Regions from separate parts of the Homo sapiens genome. Here region 2 is linked to region 1. A link is a loop called in an ENCODE intact Hi-C map of the cell type or tissue named here. Cell type or tissue: K562. All regions are shown on one strand. Links, peaks and the distances in the headings refer to the core of each region. The heading gives the core; the rest is flanking DNA.

Region 1 (10,670 bases), core at 965-8,964:
TATGGTTACTAAGTGCCTGACATATTAATTTCCATCCATCCTTTTGTGTGTTAGAAAACCAAGCCGTAGAGTATAAAATGCTACAGAAAAAATATTTCTTCCAGTTCACTAGCATGGATCCAAATCTACCACCCTGTTCCATATTGTCATTTCTCCCTTTTAAAAAATTCACTATGTACGGTCTTTCTGTATTCTAGGGGAAGCCTAATTGGTTATCAGCATAAGAGTATGTGATTTAGAAAATAGTGTTATTTCATCTAAGTGAGAAAGAATTCTCTATCACCACCACTACTACTACCAAATAGCACCAACCTGCTGCCTCTGGATTTCTCTCTCTCTCTCTCTCTTTTTTTTTTTGAGATGGAGTTTTACTCTGTCACCCAGGCTGGAATGCAGAGATGCAATCTTGGCTCACTGCAACCTCTGCATCCCAGGTTCAAGCGATTCTCCTACGTCAGCCTCCCGAGTAGCTGGGATTACAGGTGCCCGCCATCACGCCTGGCTAATTTTTGTAGTTTTAGTAGAGACGGGGTTTCAACATGTTGGCAAGACTGGTCTCAAACTCCTGACCTCAGGTGATCCACCTGCCTCAGCCTCCCAAAGTGCTGGGATTACAGGTGTGAGCCACTGCACCTGGCCTGGATTTCAAAGTAAATTGGGATAAAGGACAGAAAATGATTTCCCCAGACAAAATAGAATTCAGCTTTGAACATGTAAGGTTTCTAAAGAATAATCTGGTATTAAATCCTGTGCATGCAGCCAAGTGCTGCAAAGAAGAAGTACAAGGTGTTGCTGGAGAATATAGAGCAGGAGGACCTAACTTTGCTCAGCTGGGTCTTAAAGGAGCTGCATCACCATTTCCGCTTCCCCACCACTCCCCACCGAACAGTTTGAAAGTGGCCTTTTTGAAGTTGGTCTTTTAAGCAATCATTTGCTGTCTTTAAAAAGTTTTAAATGGCTGTCTCAGTAAAAGTGAAATCAATATTCCTTCAGCCTGGGCTTTTAGCAGATAATGTCTCCCCATAAATCATGAGCATAATGACATTGGAATAATTCATCATCTCATTACATTTACAGATGATGCGCCACATTGTTCTGAGGTGAAGGTTATCTTCCCTGCCTGGGACTCCATCCAGAAACAAATAAAAGACCAAGGAACCTGATTATTTCATGGTCCGTTTATAGAAGTTGTTGTGGATCAGTTTTCTGTCTGTCAGCTACTTTTTCTTTACAGTCCTTCCTTGAACTCACTGCAGGGATATATCCTTCTAGCTCAAGAATTTCAATAACCTTTAAAACTTTATTTGTTGAAGAGGCACTTGTCTAGGTTGAAGATGTTCTGTGGGCTTCTTTTTCTATCAGTGCCAGATCTAAGGTCATTGGTAAAACAGTCAAGGATTTATTGAGCAGCTACTATTTGTCAGGTTATGGCACTGGATGCTGACGTGTTCTGTTCTCGTTGAATGTACCATCACAGTGGGGAAGATCATCAAGAACTCTTTACAAATAATCATACCATCATTGCTAGTGGTAAGTACTGGGGAAGGGAGACAAAGGGTGCTATTAATAAAAGAACCTTCTACTTGATCGGGTGGGGCATGAATTATAGAAGGCAACTCTAAAGCAATACTTAAGATCTAAACGTTAGGTATATGATATCTGTGGACTCAATACTTGATGAAGGACAGGATGAATGAACAAAAGCAACAGCAAAGAAGCAAGGGAATGGATAAATAGTTCAGATAATGGCTCTAGATGTCGAGGACTCATTCTTTACCCAGTCAAGAAGAGCTGAATTGGTAACTGTCAATGAAGATATGCGTAGACCTGTGGCATTATCCCTTTAGCACAAACCCTTACTATTTATACAGACTGCTGAAGTCCTGGTTTGGGTAAGTGCTTCAGAAGTAAACAGACTTGACTGTAAATTTCAGTTACCATGTTTGGTTAATTCCATTGAAGCTTTTAGTAGTAATTTCTGAATCCCAATTTCTTCAACTGTGTAATAGGAATAATAAGACCTCTTAAGGATGCTGTGAAGATTAAAAGAGAACATGTGTACCAATGCAGGAAGATACAGAGATTAAGAAGCTAGGCTGGGTTCCCTAGCAAGTTTTGTTTGAATCCCTGCTGGGCCACTACCTAGCCACGTAACCTTGGCAAATAGCTATTCTTTAACACAACATGTATGTTCCATAAAATCACTGCATTATGCTAAATTGGGCAATACAAACCACAGAGCTTATGAGGAAAATGGGGCTCAGGGCACAACACAAAACCACTTTTTCAATGACATGTTAAAAAAAAAAAGATAGAAACCTAATGTTAAAAGAAAAAGTTTAGATAAATTAAATTTAGTAGAGTTTATTTCAGCAAAGAATGATTCATGAATTGGGAAGCCCCCAAAATTTGACTTAAGTAATTTTACTAGACAATGAGTGTTACTTCTTGGTGAGCAAGGGATTTGACTTGTTACACAGGAGAGCTTGAGAAGGCTTCATGCAGCCATGTGGGGGGCAGTCAGTATTTATAGACAGAGTAAGGAAGTGAGGTGTAACAATAGCCTGATTTGTTATAGTTTGGTAGTTTGCCTTATTTGACATGGTGTGATCATTTGGCAGCCTGTAATTGGCTGAAGCTCAGCCGCTATGATGGGCTGAGACTCAGCTATTTGTCACAAGAATATACTTGTAAGTTAGGTTGCGTTTTGATACATATGGACTCAAGATATGGAGACAGCTTTAGGCCAAATTTAATTTGACACTAAAAAAAAACCAGTAGACAACTTTACACTTGATAAATTGCTAAAAAATAACATAAATACAACAATAAATATGGCACTCCGCCTGGAAAAAGACCTAGGGTTTGCCTATGGAAGTGAGGTGGAAAGGGTTGCAACTTGCCAGCTACTGTGAAGTGGCAGGAGCTGGTTATCTGGAATCCTAGGGAAAGTTGTAGCACCAGTTGAGGATGGCGTGGCTCATAACACACATCAACCATGTTGGAACAAACGTGCATTGTAGCAGAATCAGATGTGCTTATCCTTGCTCTGCCTCAGTTCTCTCATCTGTAAATAAGAATGATCGTGGCACCTGCCTTGTAGGGTTGTTATAATCATGATTATACTAGATGGTTCCAGGTAAAGTGTTTAGCACTGGGTCTGGCATATAGGTTTGGTGTCTTTCCCCTGGGCATTTATCATTCCATCTTATGTTAAATTTCACTTAAAGAATTTTACTAGAGGGCTGGGTGTGACGGTTCACACCTGTAATCCCAGCACTTTGGGAGGCTGAGGCAGGTGGATTACTTGAGGTCAGGAGTTCGAGACCAGCCTGGCCAACATGGTGAAACCTGTCTCTGCTAAAAATACAAAATTTAGCTGGGTGTAGTGGCAGGTGCCTGTAGTCCCAGCTACTCAGGAGGCTGAGGCAATAGAGAATCTCTTGAACCCAGGAGGCGGAGGTTGCAGTGAGCTGAGATCGCGCCACTGCACTCCAGCCTGAGTGACAGAGCGAGACTCTGTCTCAATTTTTTTTTTTTTACTAGAGGATAAGTGTTACTTCTTGGTGAGCAAGGAATTCAACTTGTTGCGCAGAGCCTGACAAGGGCTCACAAACCTACACAGTCATGATACCTATGCAGGGTCTCCTACTCCTGTTTCTCAAACAGGCCTGAGAGGGGAGGCTGAAGACCATTTCTTCCTGGGGAGGAGGCAGGAAGGAGAAATGGCAGCCATGGCTCCCTAGACTCAAGGAAGAGACGAGGACCACGGGTAAGTGTTCCCAGCCCACCAAGAGAGTAGTTCTATATTAGCCATCGCCTCCGTTCCCACTGTTCCTGCGCATGGTGCTGGAGTTGAGTCATATAACCTCTCATTAGCTGTAATCCACTTCCTGGTGACTCTCCAAACTGAACCTGAATTCCAGAGATTTCCCTATCAGTTATCACAGTTGGCCCAGCCTGCCCTGAAACCCAGATAGGTAATTTCATCTTTCATCTGTCCTCCTTCCTGAGTGTCTGCAGACAACTGGCTAAGAACAGATATGAGGGGGCCAGGGCATGACTCACAGGGTTTTGTTGGCTGAGCTAGAGAACAAAGGAGACCGGCTTGTGTGAGGAACATGAGAGTTGTTTGCAGGACACTCCTGAGGCATCATTGCAGGGGGCTGTGTGGGCTTCCCTGGTGTGGTTTGCTTCCAGCTAAATCTCCTGCAAGCTCCTGAGTCATATACTCCTGAGTCTGTATGTTTCTTCTCCATGGGTTTCTACTCCAACCTGTGTGCTTGGAGGGTACAGTGCTGCCTCCTCCTTAGCCTCCATCCCTGGAATGCCTCATTTTACAGGAGATACCCCACTCTCCTTCCAAGAGTGACCTCAACCCCTATACCTCCATTGCCACCTTCTATTGTCACTCCTGGCTCTGAATTCATCCCTTGTACCCTTACCAATAGCCCCTTGACACTTCATCATGTATGTCTCTGGGACCCGAAGTTCTTTGATCATTGTCTTTTATTGTAACCCCACCTCCAATCATCCAACTAAGAATAGAAGGGTGGTGTGGTTAAGAGCACAGTCTTTGGAGGCAGACAAATCTAGGCTGGAATTCTGCCTTTTCTGCTTATAAGGGGAAAGACACTTCACTTCTCTAAGAATTAACTTTCTTATCTGCAAAATGGGAATAGTGGTGCCTGCCTCCTTGGGGTTTCTGAGGATTAAATGAGTAATGTCTGTGAAATACACAGAATAGCACCTGACAGATTAAATACTCTATTAATGTAGCTGTTGTTATAGTTAAGATGCTTAACTTCTTATGAACAGTGGCAGTGGCATTGCAGAGCTAAATCTACACAGTAGGAAATTTACAAATATTTATCCAATGAATGAATTATCACTCATCATTAATGTTGAGTGTTCAGTCCGTATATTTTATATGAATGATGCATTCATTCCATACATTTTTTAACAAACCATACTTACATTTGCCTTTTATTTTTTATTTTTTAATTTCAATAAATTTATGGGGTATAAGTACACTTTTGTTACTTGCATAGATTGCATAGTGGTGAAATCAACACTTTTATAAAGAGTATCCATCACTCGAATAACTTACATTGTATTCGTTAAATAATTTTTCATCATCCACTCCCTCACCCTTCTGAGTCTCCATTGCCTATCATTCCACATTCTACATCTACATGTATACATTATTTAGCTTCCACTTATAAGTAAGAACAGGTGATATTTGTCTATCTGTGTTCGACTTGTTTCACTTAGATAATTACCTCCAGGTCCATCCATGATTCTGCAAAGACATGATTTCATTCTTTTCTACAGCTGAAGAGTATTCCATAGCGTGTGTGTATATAGATAGATAGATAGATAGATAGATAGATAGATAGATAGATACATAGATAGTCATTGCCCCCTGGAGTTTCAAATCCAACAGAAGAAATATAATTCAGGGAATTTCACATTCTTGACTTTTTCCCCTGTGCAATTGTCTCCTCATGGAATTTTGGCACACATTTACTTAAAAATACACACATACACACACACACAGTATTTGAGCACATCGGGGAATAAAATATAGAACTTGTCTAGCAAAATGATTATATATATATATATATACACACACACACACACACATGCCCATCCCCACCCCCTATTTATGTATATATATACACACACACCACATTTTCTTTATCCAATTATCCATTGATAGACAATAAGGTTGGTTCCATATTGCAGCACTTAGTGCTGTAACAAATATATGTAAGTATCTTTTGAATATAATAATTTTTTCCTTTGGATAGATGCCCAGCAGTGGGATTGCTGGATCAAATAATAGTTCTACATTCTTAGAGATCATTTAATATGTGCCAGACTCGAGAAGGGAAAGAGGATATAGGAGTAAAGAGGATAGATAGTCATTGCCCCCTGGAGTTTCAAATCCAGCAGAAGAAATATAATTCAGGGAATTTCACATTCTTGACTTTTTTCCCCTGCGCAATTGTCTCCTCATGGAATTTTGGCACAAATTTACTTAAACACACACACACACACACACACACACACACATAGTATTTGAGCATATCAGGGAATAAAATATATAACTTGTCTAGCAAAATGATAAGTGACATAGTCAAAATATTGATGAACTAACAGGCGAATGGCAAATGCCAAAGCCCTGAAATCAATTAGGCAGCATCACTAAATGTCAGCTACCAGAATAATTCCACCCCTTGTGGCCTGCCTGGTTTTCATGAGGTTTGTGGTCTGCAGGATTATAAGGTTGGATTTAGAGGCTGCCTTATCATTTTGACTGGATTCCCCATTTAATGAAAAAGGCCTAGTCACATTCAGGAAATATTAGCGAATGGTTTTTAAGATGAAGGAATTAGCTTAATTGGTTGAATACACATTAGACGGAGCAGTGTTTCTGAAAGTATGGATTCCAGGGGACAGCATCCAGTATTGTTTTGGTTTTGTTTTGTTTTTAACAGGTATCTCCAGTCGATTCTGCACAGGTAGTATACACAGAGTATAGTTTGAGAAATACTGCTTTAGAAAAGGTAGATGGATTTAATTCCTGAAAGTCATAAAAATATGGTCAAAATGGGTGTGAGCAACACCATTAGACAATCTGAATGAGAGTGGGTGTAAATTTGTACAGTGAGAATTACATCTAGGTGGAGAAATGACTTGGAAGCTTGAGTTGCAGTCTGGATTGCTCCACATTTACATTTTCATACATCCCAGAAGTATGGAATCCATTTCCTCAAACTTTAAGCTTTATTAACTCAACCTTGGTCTCACAGTGCCTGCATAGCACTTTGGAGATAGAAAATACTAAAAAGACTTCTTTGAAGGGCTTTTCTGTTGATTTGGGAGAATAAGGTATGTTCATAAGGCTTTTAAATATCAGCATGGGTTAGCAGATAATTAGTTGTTGATATGAACCCTAGAAATAATCAATGTAATGGGAATTCAGAAGTAGGAGAGTTCTGGTCCAGCCAGCAGGCTAAAGGCAGGCCACGTTGAAGGTGAGGGACTGTATGAGCTCTATAAGGGATAAAGGGTGTATCCGGGAAGAAAGTGACACTAGGGCATCCCTTGTGGGGACCACAGCACAAATTCTGTGGGAAAGCGTTGAAGAGTGTTGGCTTGATATTTCTATCAGACATTGGTTCTCAGAAGGAATATGACTATCAGAAGGCTTTTCAGAAATCTTTGGGAGTGATTTAGGTTGTCACAACTGGGGAGATACTACTGTCATTTAATGAGTCAAGTCTGGAAGTTGCAGGCATCCTACAATATGTGAAGTAGACACAGAAAATAGTAAATTTTCCTGAGTCCTGGATGCCTTTCAGATGTCCTGCTGGACATTCATGTGGTTGAAAACCTGCATATATTTATTTTATGTATAGCCTAGACTACATGATTGATAGATATAGATATAGATATATAGACAATGCTTTAGTATTATTATATTTTCCAGGACTGCAACTACAGAGGATAGGTTGTAGTTGACTACCTTCAGAGTTTTACCAAGCATTGTTCACCATTTCAGAATATCATATCACCAATCAACAATGACAGCACCACTCATGGAAATTTCACTTTGAGAACTGGTTTAAGTTTGTAGCTGTCAGACTCACGGTAATTCTGTGCATATATATATGATTGTCCTTAGTTCTTATTTCAAACCGTCAAATGGAAAGTGAAGGAATGAACAATATTCTGTGTGTATTCTAACTTTTCAAAAATCAACAATGATTTTATATAAATGGATGCACAGATCAGTATGTTTCTAGTGTAATCATGCCTGAGCACTTATATTTTAAAATGTTATTTTAAGTTAATTTTCTCTATTTCTCCTCTATCTTGTAGTGAAGTCATCATGTTAATGTTTTTCAAACTGTTGGCTATGTTGTGAAATATTCATAATAGAAAGGAGATGTAGGGCTTGATAAGCATTAAAAACTCCTGGATTAAGAAATCAAATCTGAGAATTACAAGGTCATATTTGCTTAAATTCACTGTAGTGGGGGCTGGGATGGGCATGGAGTGGGGTGAACTTCTGTTCAGCTTTACATCTTTCTCCCTAGTGCTGCGATAACTGGTTTGCTCAAATACATCAAGTTTTAGTAATTTATTTTAGCAAGAGGTAGGTAGATAGGCTTTTTATATTTTTTCAATATTTAAATTATTTATATCTGGTGTGGATGTTTATAGAATAACGGATTTGGCCAAGGAAATGGCTGTTGTATGGCTTCTTTATCAGCGTCTTCAGTGCATCAAAATGCTTTCCTTCTGTTTAAATACCATAGGGGTCTCTGCTGAGAAGTATTATCTGAATAAGCCATTTTTGTGATAAGAACACACCCCAACAGCCTTTCCCCCAGTTCAGCTTATGTTCTTAAGCTCTGCAGAGAAGTTTCTCTTTTTTCTTTTTACAAACTAAGCAACGCTTTTCCCCTGAGAGATGGCTGAGGCTTCCCAGAACTCCATGCTTCTCCAGAAACTATCCCTCAGGCAAGTCTGAGGTCCACTTAAACCAAACTTTGGCAAGAGGGAGAAATCTCATGTTTCCGCAAAGATAAAATGAAGTGGCAAGGCATGGGGGTAAAGTCTCCAATAGTTGGAGCTAGAAATTGTTCATAATTATGATGAGAGATTTGGTGTCAGGATAAATCTTAAGCCTGCTTTCCCAATATTCAAGGATGGCAGGATGTATCACAGGGTCTTGTAAGATTTTACCAGGAGAAAATAAATGTGTTGCTTTCACTTAGAAAACAAGTATATTTTATGTGTCGCGTTAATAAACAAGAGAATAAAGCCATAAAAGCAATAGTGATCAGTTACAGAAACACGAGCTGCATATTGCTGGTTAGGTGTTTAATAAAAAGATCATGTAGACCAAGGCTCAAAGATCCCCCAGTCATTGTTTAAGATGGATTTCCATGCTGAGGGCTAAATAACCAGGAAACAGTAAATGTGATGCTCATTTTATGTTGAGATTGCATCCAGATGCCATCTTTGCTGTTCTTGGGCCTGACATACCCATTAAAGGGAGGTTGTTTAGACCACAAATGGTATGCTAAATAAATAAAGCTTATTGGTGGTAAGGATGCAGCTTTGATTACTCTGAAAATTAGGTATTTTCACCAAGAAAATGCTTTTTGTAATTCGATATACTCAAGAATTTTGATCTAAGAATCATTTCAGGATGGTTGCCTGCTGCTGAGTACATCAAATAGACTGACTTTGGTTTGGGTTTTGGTTTTCTAGGAAGCTGTTTTGGCATCAGGTAGACGTTGGCTAAAACTGTCAACTGGGCAATATTCAACAGTATGGTCATGTTTAAGAGCTTGGGCTTTGCAGGCTAATAGATTTGGGTTTAAAACCCCAGACTCTACTCATGAACTAGGGGTCTTCTGGAAAGTTACTATAAAAGCAACAACAATGACAACATCGTATTATCAACAATTTTAAACATAAACAAAATTAGAGAAAATAACTCAGTGATCTTCTGTGTACCCATCACTAGCTTCAAAAATTGTCAATATTTGGAGCAAGTTACTTAACCATGCTCTCATCAGTAAAATGGAATTCACAATAATTCTCACATTCAAGAGTTCGTGTAGGGATTATAAAAGCAATAGTTTATATATATTACCTTTAAGCACAGAGGCTGAATATAATAAGTGCTCTCAAAAGTTTATTCCATTTCGAACTAGGAATACCTTTGGTTTAAAGACACAGCAACCTATGCTGAATGAAAAGTAGGATCTTTGTGGTTTTACTGGCCTTTAGAATTTCACAAAGAATATAGCCCCTTAGCATAAAATGATTAGATCTTATATTTAAAAAATAACCCCCCAGATGGTACAGGGATCTGATGCTGAGCTAGCCAAGGCTGTGTCTCAGCAAAAATTCGAAATGACCCATGAAAGGCAAAAACTTCCTTAAAGAAGATGATACTGTCCTTGAAAAAAAAATTGTCACAAAAAAACAAAAAGTCTGTGGCTAGAAAATCTTACCCCAATGAAGGAATATCCTTTCTGCTCAGGTCTACAGGCCACCAGTGCTATAGATGACCTCAGAGTAAATAGCAGTCCTGCCATTTCCTTTTGGCTATTCTCAGAGGCCTTTATGGCAGTGAGGGAGAGCATTCTTTTGGTGCGAGAAATAGTTACTGCTCTTGGGTTAGACTAAGAAAGTTTTGCTGAGCTTCAGGATCCAGAGTGATTAATTTACAGAAAGCGCTCAAGGGTCTATCAGATGGGGCTTCCCTGCCAGGAGAGGTGTTGGGGAAGGCTAGTTTTCTAGGATGAAAACTGAGCTGCTTTGCTGAGTAGATCAGAAAAGGGGGTACGCTGGGGGGAGAAATGTAGTTTTAACCCTGATTTGTAGCGATTATTATGACCATCAAAGAGTCCTTTGGTAGAGCAAATAAGGATATAGAATTTTAAAAATCTACAAATTGGGATATTTATTTTGGAGCCAAAAGCAATTTAATTTTAAAATGGGAGCAACACCATAGAAAAAATACTTTTAGGTCTTATCCTTCCACTTATACTGGTGTGACCTTGAACAAATTCCTTAACCTATCCTATCTTCAGTTTCCTTGTCTACAAAATGGAGATTATAATAGTCTTCCTACCCTG
Region 2 (10,670 bases), core at 935-8,934, 120 kb after region 1:
CTGTGAAAGCAGGGATTATGTCTTACATGGGTTTTGTAGATCCTCAGCCACACATTGTGGGTGCTTAGTAAGTGATAAAGATCAAAATAGCCCAAGAAAATAGGATGAGTATTAAAATTATTTCATTTAGGGAATACAAGTTGTGAAAATACCAAAGTTCAAATATTTAATGTTGGCATATTACCTAACAATTTTTTTCTCTATATAATTATTCTTCTTAAATAGCATAGATAATAGGACAAACTCATATATTTGGCACTAATATCAACCACTGAGAAATAATTCATTTTATATGCCACGCAAATAAACCCTATATTACATAGTGGTTAGATACGGGGAGATATAGATATCGAAGGTTTACTATGTGTTTGATTTCACCGAAAACTAGAACTGCATTAGATCATGCAATACTTGGTGATGATCCTTTGACATAGGTACTGTTATCTTCTAAAGGTTACAGATAACAAAACTGAGGTTTAAAGTAATTTCAAGGATTTGATGCTAGGTGCTTCTGATTCCAAAGCCCATGCTCCTTGCCCCTTATACCTGGGGTCCACAGTCCTCCAAATATGTGTGAATAATTTTAATGTTTGCAGAACATTAAATGGAAAATATCTTAAGGTTTATTATTTTAATAATTCAACAGTGTATCTTTGTATGTCTCACTATATCCATTCTGTTAATTCAGACTTTTACCTATAAGGTTTGGCTAAAGTACACCTAGGATGACTAGCAAATTATGACTATGAGGGCATCTAGTTAAATGATGACACATTATGCACACTTAATAAATGACTTTTGGAATGAATAGTCAATTGAATAAAAACATTTTGTTCAGTACATATTACTATGCAAATATCTACATTATCATTTCCAATAAGTCTGTTGTTTTCTGATGTTCTTAACCACCAAATTATTTCTCAACTGTTTCTGGAATTTAACTTATCTTTATCAGCACATTGTCAGCTCTGTGAATTTGAGCACACACTGTGTCTAAAGTCATCACTGGCCCTCTAATGATATTTTTAGAGGTGTGGATCACTTCCTTTTTGGTTAAATGGACACTACTTTGGGAAATTAGTTGATTCATATAAATGGACATACTTTTCGGCAATATAACAATAATTACTTAATTTCAAAATCTATTGTCTACCATAAAAAGTAAACTTGAGGCTGTTCTTGTGAATATCAGTGATTCCACGTAAATACAACCCACAGCTGCTTTATCAAGTTAGATACTTAAAAAATTACAGTCTGAAAACATGGAGGCAATATATATTGCCTAATTCAACACTTATTTGAGTCTATAACATGAGTTAATAGATGTTTACACTTTTCATGAAGAAAAAATTCAGTCATTATTCCCAATTCATTCCTGATTCAAGGACAGGCATTGAAATCCCTTTGTGTATGTTCTCAGTGGGAAAAGTAGTTCTGTTCCATTGTATTTAAGTAAGTGAATGTGAATATAATGGGTATTTGGCATGCTCAGGAAATATGGTATTCTAGTTAATCCAATCTAAAGTTTCTGTACATACTATTTGTGGATGATCACGTGCCACAGGGGTTGAATGCAATACAACACCCTGAAAAACTGTTTCCTGAGGACTCTGATTTTAGTTAAGATGGAATAAACACATATCATGCAGTTTCTCCCATTGATTGCAACCAAAAACTCTGGACAAAATGCATAGAACTTTGGAGAACTCTGAAAAGTAAGCAGTAGCAAATGGATTGCGGAAGGAAACCAGAATTCTATGTACAATTGAGAGCATAAATCTCCTGGGTATTTTCCTTCCATGTCTCCCAGCCTGTGCTCAAAGGCAACATGAATGCTGAAATAGAGTTCTCAGAAGTGCTAATAGGTGATCCCTGGCTAAGTAATGTCTGCTCATTAGCATAACACGGAGCCTCCTGAGATAACATCTCCTACTGTCCCAGGAGCTGTCAGGGCCTAACTTTCTCACGTTTTCTCACTAGGAAACTATGTCCTTTTGGCTTTATGGAGGAAACGCTGTTTTAGGGAGATTGCCCTCCCCACCCCCTCAATTATGCTGTGTTGAGTGTTAGAAACAATAACTCTGATTCATGTTCAATTTATTAAGGGCTTATGATGTTCTAGGGACTGTAGTGGGGGCTTTATCTAATTTAATGGCCCTGGCAACCCTCTTCTATAGGTGTTATTAGCCAGAAAAAGAGATGCTCAGGGAAGTAAAGAAACATACTCGCAATCAACAGCTAGTAAACAGTAGAAGAAAATTGAAATCTGGCGCTGTCTGCCTCCTAACAAGTCCATGGTTGTAGTTCTCTCCATTATCATGGCTGGAAGGAACTCACCCATGGGCTAGTTTCTCAGCTGCTTCAGTCCTGAATGTACATTCTAAGCTTAAACAGCCAAACAGAAACAAGATCAATTCCCTGTCCAGCCGGCTGGAATGAAGCACCGGCATAGAGTCGCTACCTGATTCTCTGTGCACTTCACACTGGAGAGTGAACTTTGAGTGCAAACACATTATTTATTTTATAAAGTGGAGCAAGGACAGCTGTGCTATTCCTCTCCTTAGGCAGATGGAGTCTTGTTCTATTACTAAAGATGCTTCTTCGTCACAGGGCAGAGGTCTGACGGTGCCATGCCCCTGTCCAGGAGCCCTTAGAGGCTTCATGCCGAAGGCCGTGTGCTCCACTCCCACATTCTGAGATTCTGCACAGCCTCCAAGGCTTTGGGAGTCTGGAAAGGTCCCATTCTCCTCCTAAGCCTTGCTCAGTGCAAGGCACAGAGCAGCCACTCAGCCAATGCAGGTTAATTTGAAGAGATGTTAGTTTTCCTCCCTGCCTGCCCCTACCTCCCCCAGCACAAATATAAAACTATCCCAGCTTCTCAAAGCAAGTCTCTTTCATGTAAAGTAATGAAGTAGTAGAGGAAGGATACACCAATAGTGAATGCATTTGGGGAGGCAAGAGAAGAGTTATGAATACATGGTGAGGCACAGCCTGAATTCGTAAGAGCCAGGGAAATGGAAGTGTGGTAACAACCTCCACCCGGTAAGGGTGTTCCAGGAAGGCTTCCTGGAAGGACTTGCATGTGAACTCCCTAACCTGGTGTTCTTCAGACTGTAGGTTGTGACCCTAGGGTGAGGAAATCATTTTGGTGAGTCATAAGCAGAGTTTTCTTCTGAATGAAACTGAATAAATAGAATGGAGGCTGAGTATATTACTAGCTCACAACATAAAATATGTTTCTTTCTGAGGGTTGTGGTCCACAAAAGTAGGAAACATATTGCCCTATCTTTTGTCTTCTGAGAAGTTGCTCTACTCCTATGATGTAAATTCACCAGCCCCTGCTGACCATGATCTTTCATTCTGCTCAAAAATGGAGATATGGTATCACTTTCTTGTCTTCAAAAAATCACCACTCTTCGTGTTTATGTTGTGTCCAATCCTACTAGAGGGTGTTTTATTAATGAAGATAAGGGATAACACATATGTAGACCAGTACTAGGCAATTTATACACATGACCCACATGTAATCCTCACGTCATCTTTTTCTAACCCTGTAATAACCTCACAAAGCATGGTTCATCCTTTCCATTGCACTGATGAGAACACTGAGGGACAGGATGAAGGTTATTGCTAATCATTTGCTAGGAAGTAAGTGAGCTGAGATTTGAACTCCATTCTCTCTGACTCTGATGCTAGTGTACAGCCCCAATAATTATTAAGCTGAGTTTATGATGCAGCAGTACGGATTTGTAAAATCCATTAGTATTGCCCAGTAAGACTGAATAACCTTCTGTTTTCTATCTTTGGAGGCCTGTAAATTCCAAGTTATTTCTGAGAAGAATGAAGATATGCATTTTCTAAAATGTTGGTATCTCAGTTCCATATCTCGGATCCAATATCCACTTCTCTTTACCTTCAGTGCCCGTCACCCTGGTCCATGCCACCACCAATCTCCTGATAGCCTAACAGCCTCCCAACTGGTCTCTTCAGTCTAGTCTCTTCTGAACTTTTTGAGGTACAAACTCTGCAGTGGGTTTTCTTTGCTCTTGCCATAAAGACCGTATTTGCCAGATGGCTGTGTGTCTCCATGGTCTGACCTCCTTTTCCTTACCAGCCTCATTTTGTATCAGGCTCTTTGCTTTTATAATCAAGCAGGACTTCTTTCAGTTGCTCTATCATGCTTGTTCCCTTCTGCCACAGGGCCTTCACATATGCTTTTCCTTCTGTTGACATCATTCTCCAAACCAGTCCCTTGCTCCCTTCATCTGCATAACTCCTGCCCATTCATCAGATCCCATTGATTTTAGCAGGTCCTGATAGAAGAGTTCCTTGTCTTCCCTGTAGACAAATAACCTATGACATGATCTCAAGGCACTCCTGAGTCTTTGCTTCATTGCGCTGTTCACTGTAATTTTACATTCATTCATGTGATTCTTTGGTTGATGTCTATCTCCCCTCCTGAACAATGAGCTCCATAAGGGCAAAAATTGTGCATGTCTACCTTTTATTCCCAGGGTCTAGAACAGTGTTTGGCTCATAGAGCAAAGGGTAAAGCATTCAACATTGAACTTATCTGACCTCTATAGAAGCTCCAGGTGCTCAGATTTGGCCATAAGCAAATCAGAGAAAGGAGATCAAGGGCAAATCTCCAAGGGATTAAACAGCCAGATTTAGTAGTAGGAAGAGCCTTCTGAGTATAAATGTTGATGTCTTGGAGCCCTCATATTTATGGTTTCTCCTCTATTTGGTTTGGACACAAGATATTCCTCTGTCTCCTTCGAGTACTCTCATTTTCTTATTTAGGAGTTTAATGAAGTCTTCACCTAAAATGCTACAAACAGCTGGGGGTAGAAGGGTATCTGGTTTATGGCACTGAGAGAAATGTTCACTGTGTACAGATTGATGTGGCCACAAAACTTTCTGTGTGTATAACTCCAAGGTGAATTTGCATGGGGCTCCATTAGCCTAGTCTCAAATTTCAAGCTGCTCCCTTGGTTATGTATCTCCTAAGGGAATCTAAGGAGAGGAAGTAGAAAAAAACAGAGATAAGACTTCTCCCCTCCATGAGCAAAGAAAGACATCTTTTCCAAGCAAGCCTCTTATCCCAGCCACCAGTAGACCCTGTTGAGAAAATACTATTAATAATAAATAGTAGTCTTCATAATCATTATTATAACAATAGCGTTCATTGGACTTTTTTTTTAATGTGCTAAATGTTTTGCCTGAATTTTCTTATTTAATATTCACAACCATCCTAGGAGGGGCTGCATTTACTCAGGAGTAGACTACTTAGAGAAGCCAAGCTCACAGGACCTCAAGACCACACAGGAAGCAACAGGTGATAAGGGGATTTGAAATTAGGCGAACCATCTTTCTGTCCCCTTGCTCTTGACCACTGTTTTACTGCCCTCTTTCAGTCTTTAACGATTTCTTTAATAACTCTTTCATTTGTTGGCATTTATTGTGTGACAGGCACCGGGGATTCAAAGGAAAGTAACTTATAGATGGCCCCTTCCCTGGGGAAGTTTACCACCCTTTGGGGACAGATCACCAAAATCCTCTTCCTTGCTGGCACCCATTGAGCACTTCCTGTGAACCAGGCTCCGTGCTAAGCCCTGTACCTGGGATATCTTATTTAAGCCTCAGAACTCTTATCTCCAGGTAGGTGCTAATATCACACCCTTTTTCAAGATAAGTAAATGGAGGCCTCAGGTAAAATAACTTACCCAAGGGCCCAGAACAAGGAAGCAGCTGGCTAAGATGGAGCCCCAAGTTTATCTGGCTTTGTCAGATGCCTGTACTTTCTACCACCACACTAACTTGCAGAAAGGTGGAGAATGTACAAACAGAGGAACCTCCAATGCACTTTGAAAGTACAAGGCAGGACAAGCTCAACTCTGTCTGAAAGAGCCAGAAAAGGCTTCCTGTGTAGATGTTTGGGGTAAGTTTGGCCTCTACCTTCCTGTTTAAATACACTTCACAGCTGGCAAGAGGTGGAAGTGGAAGAAAATAAAAGCCAATGTGCAGACATTCCTAGAGGACATATTTGAATTCAACATTAGAACTTTCTGATAATTATTGTAGAGTAAAAATAGAAGGGGCTATTTGGGAAGTAGTAAGTTCTCCACCATTAGAGGTATGAAGAGGGAAACTGAACTATCATGCTGAGGATACTTGAGAGATTGAGGCACAGGGTTGGTAGTTGGATTAGATCAGGGGTAACCAGTTTAGCTGTGCATATGAATGGGTGGGTGATTTGGTTAAATACCACTTCCTAGGCTTTCCCACTAGACATTCTGGGTCAGTAGGTCAGGAAAAGATCCCAGGAATCTGCATTTGTAACAAGCTCCCCAGGTGATTCTCAAGGGCACTGTATTAGTCCTTTTTCATACTGCTGATAAAGACATACCCGAGACTGGGTAATTTATAAAGAAAAAGAGATTTATGGACTCACAGTTTCATGTGGCTGGGGAAGGCCTCACAACCATGGCAGAAGGCAAAAGGCACATTTTACATGGTGGCAGACAAGAGAGAATGAGAACCAAGTGAAAGGGTTTTGTATAAAACCATCAGATCTTGTGAGATTTATTTACTACCATGAGAACAGTATGGGGGATGCCATATGCCCCATGATTCAGTTATCTCCCGTTGGGTTCTTCTCCACAACACGTGGGAATTATAGGAGCTACAATTCAAGATGAGATTTGGGTGGGGACACAGCCAAACCATATCATACATGGTCCTTGTGGAGTCACACAGCCACAGAGGGCTAGATGACCTTTAAAATCTTTTTCAATATTGAGGTTCTCTAAACACATGTTTCCTAGGATGTATTCCATGGAATACTCTACCTCTAACAAGAGAGACAAATTTCTATTTTTTTTTTTTTTTTCCTGAGGCGGAGTCTTGCTCTGTCACCCAGGCTGGAGTGCAATGGTGTGATCCCGGCTCAATGCAACCTCTGCCTCCTGGGTTCAAGTGATTCTCATGCCTCAGCCTCCCGAGTAGCTGGGACTACAGGCACCTGCCACCACGCCTGGCTAATTTTTGTATTTTTAGTAAAGATGGTGTTTCACCATGTTGGCCAGGCTCCTGACCTCAGGTGATCCACCTGCCTATGCCTCCCAAAGTGCTGGGATTACAGGCGTAAGCCACCGCGCCCGACCAGATTTTGTCCTTTAAAAGCCAAATAGTGAAGACTTCAGGCTTTGTGGGGTTTTTGTAACAATCACTCAACTTACCATTGTATTAATAGCATGAAAACAACCATAGACAATAGATAAACGAGTGGACGTGGTTGTGTTCCAGTAAAATTTTGTTTATAAAAATAAACGGTAGACCAGATTTGGCCTAGGGACCGTAGTTTGCTGACCCTTGGCCTGTGAAAATAAGTTTGTAAAAAGCTATAAATCATATCCCTTCATGAATATTCATGGTATATGTTAGCATCTTAAAGGTTCTGAAAAGACCGGAGAAATAGACTTGTTTAATTAACCCAGAATTTCTCAAATGTATTTAACCACAAAACTCTCTTAGTACATAACACTCACATCCTAACACACTTTGTGAACGACTCATTTATGTCTTATAAGTGGGCAGCATACAAAAACCATTTGCATAGACTGTTTTCTGAGAGGTTAGGAAGGAAATGTCTCTAAAATACATGCCTTACCCAGCTCACTGGTGCCTAAACTTGACTCATAAGAGATGGTGTCTGTGGCTTAGGGTGATGTGCCCATATTAAAATGAAAACACTCACAACGTAAATGCAATTGGCAGGTTTCTTCTGCAGAGGTGGTTTTGAATGCAACTGATGAAACAGAGGACATAAGAGTCATTTGGAAAGGGATGACACCATGTGGGAAAGGAAGAGCAAAAAGGAAAGTGAAAAATAAAAAGACTTATTCAGCATTTGCTGCATGCCTACCACTGGACTGAGGCCTTTATCTAGATCCATCGTTTTCAACGGGGGGGCAATTTTGCTTCCCAGGAGACACTTGGCAATGTCTGGAGACATTTCTAATTGCCATAATTGAGAGTGTAGTGTACACACAGTGTTAGGATGTGGCAAGTAGAATCCAGGGATGGCATTCAACATACTACCATGCACAAGATGCCAACCTCCCCCAGTAAATTACCCAGTCCCCAACATCAATAGTGCCACTGTTGGAAACCTTGATCTAGATTTTCTGATTATCTAGAAATGTTGAGAATAGGGCAAAGAGAAATTTAATCTTTTCTCCAGCCTTCTCATAGTTAGTGATGGTTTGAGCCACACTCTTAAACACTCACATTCAATTAAGCTTGGCAAAGACAAATTTCACTTCCTTAGTCATTGATAGCCCATGGCTCTAAGCGGTCCTATCCACAGCTCCTTCACATCACCATCTCCTCTTACCACGCTGTCCCTTATCTTTTGAGGCTCCTGATATGTTAGGTACCTACCATCCAATCTTATCCATGTCTTCAAAATTTATCTCCAATGACCACTAAAATACTCCTTAAGACTTGAACTCCATCTGCTGCCAGCCTGACCAGTTATGTTCAATTACGTTTGTGACACCAGGCAAATGACTTTAACTTAAGGGTCTTGATTTCACCATCTGTAAATGGAAATGATGACAATATGTGCCCTTTCTACCTTAATTCAATTCCACCCAAGCATAAGCCACAGGCTCAGTACTAAGCTTGGGGAGTTGGGGGATGCAAAGAATGTGAAACCTCCCAGGGAGAGTATGTTGAGGGGAGGGGAGGGGATCTTTAAGGAGGCGGCAAATTCCTTGTTTTTATAAGCCAGCCCAGCTCCAGTTTTCCAGCAGCCTGCAAGAATGCTGCAGAGTGTGAGAGTGGGCTGAAGAGGGTCTGGACAACATCACCGAAGGGCAATCATTAGCCCTGGTATTTGGCCTGGGGATAGAGGGAGCTAAGAAGTCCATGTGTGGCAGCACATTATGAAGTTGAAAGTTTCTACTAGAACTGGCTCTCCAAGGGGCAATCAGTAATAAACGTGATTTGGACTTGTTAGGAGACATCATCAGAACTGACTTGGTCCCCAGAACTCCAAGCTATTCTCTCTGGTAATTATGGAACATGAAGCACTTGTACTTTATTTTTATCATGGCTAAATTGAGCAATCAATTTCAGACAGTCCATGAATAAGGAGGTTGCTTCTGGGAAGATGATCCCCATAGATTATCATTAAGCACTGAAACTGATGCTTAGAAAATAAAGCAACAAGATGGCAGGAATGTTTAAAATGATCCCTCATGGAAGACTCGTCTTTCCCCTCCCTTGCTAATCTCCTGCCTGCTTTTGAGCCTGTCAGCTGCATTTCCCTCTTTCCATCCATACTGACTCTGGCTGTTCAACTATTTCATAGTGAGAGGAGAAACTCCTGGAATTGGAAATGACAAAAGAGAACCCACGATGATGGTGGGACTTTCTTTTCAGAATCTCAGATCCTCATGGAAATGAGTGATTGCTGAGCATTACACTCTTTGTGCTCAGAAATACTAGGAATTAAATCGTTGAAAAAGCATGGCCCACAAATGGCTGCTTCCCCTCTTCCCAACCATTAACAAGATAATAAATATAAATATGGTGCTAGTGTGGGTGGAGGGCGTCTGACTGGGGAACGTATAGGGGTCACTGAGGCGCATGCCCAAGGAGACTCGTGGAGACTGACTGGCACATGTGAATTCGGGCATGAGTTTGGTCAGTTATCTCATAGCAAAAGATGTGTCATATGTTACGGATCTGTGTGATAAGTCGTGTTTCCCTTGACTGCTGTGCGGAGTCCCACTCCTTCTTGCTTTTCCTAAGTCTTTTCTATAGTTTCTAGAAACACAATAAGGGGAATGGAAAGACATGTAGTTTGAAACAGATAAAACTTGAGGTTCATATCTTGGCTGGGCCACTTATTAACTAGGTCTCAGTTTTCTTAACTGTTCAGCAAGGAAGTGTTACTTAGTTCATCGGATTCTTGTGAGAAATAAAGGAAATGACGTATGTTAAGGACCTAGATTATACTAGGTACTCAAAAACGGTCATTGTTATTTTTTAGTCAAATAAAAGTGAAATGATACTGATGCTCTAGTGAAATCTCTCTATTAAAGATACCTAACCATATACCCCATAAAGGAGAGCTGGTCCTTATTATACCCGGTAACAAGTAACAAACAGAAGTGATTATAATTTCAACTTGTCACTTTTTCTAGGTGGAGCCTCTGACCATTCAAACTTTTTTGCAGTGCAAAAAAGAAGGCAGGAATACCTTAGTACATGGACTTACAGGGATTCAGATTTGATTGTAGATAAACGATTTTTAAAATAATTCTTGTGAACACGGGGTTAACAGCCCTCAGGAGTGCAGTTGATCTGTTTCACGTTATCATTTCTTGATTTCTTAAAACCAGTGACTCAAACTGGGCTGCCCTTTTAGCCTGGGAAATCCCTAAAGCGGAAACGGAGGGGGAAAAAGCCCTTTGTGATTTTTCAAAATGAATCACCAGTGATTAGGGCTAATTTCAATGCTGGATTCATTCAAGTATGTTACCTTGAGAAGTGGAAGCACCCTTGCCTTTCCCTTTTCCTTTCTTTGTTTGCCTCCCAGGCAGGACTCACTCACTTCCACCCACCCCTCACCTCTCACACAAAGACCTTCAGAGTTG

Evidence for each region. Peaks named below come from ENCODE experiments on the same cell type or tissue, not always from the same donor. Only the 100,000 strongest peaks of a DNase experiment are listed, where the experiment ranks them.
Region 2: it touches region 1 in a loop (1.9-fold over the local background); 1 of 110 quality-filtered maps calls a loop at or near these places.

What each region holds. Positions count from the first base shown.
Region 1 is chr3:65,033,269-65,043,938 of GRCh38, reverse strand. It overlaps LOC124909390 (a long non-coding RNA gene), which reads left to right and starts at 3,685. Exons shown (of 2, transcript XR_007095950.1): 1 at 3,685-3,772. In K562, for the core only: no CTCF peak of the experiment used is centred there; a DNase peak (open chromatin) is centred at 4,008; H3K4me3 peaks cover 145 bases.
Region 2 is chr3:64,908,397-64,919,066 of GRCh38, reverse strand. All of the region lies in intron 4 of ADAMTS9-AS2 (ADAMTS9 antisense RNA 2), which reads right to left. All of the region lies in intron 2 of LOC105377124 (a long non-coding RNA gene), which reads left to right. Among named protein-coding and RNA genes, the nearest start is that of ADAMTS9, 230 kb to the right of the region's middle. In K562, for the core only: no CTCF peak of the experiment used is centred there; no DNase peak of the experiment used is centred there.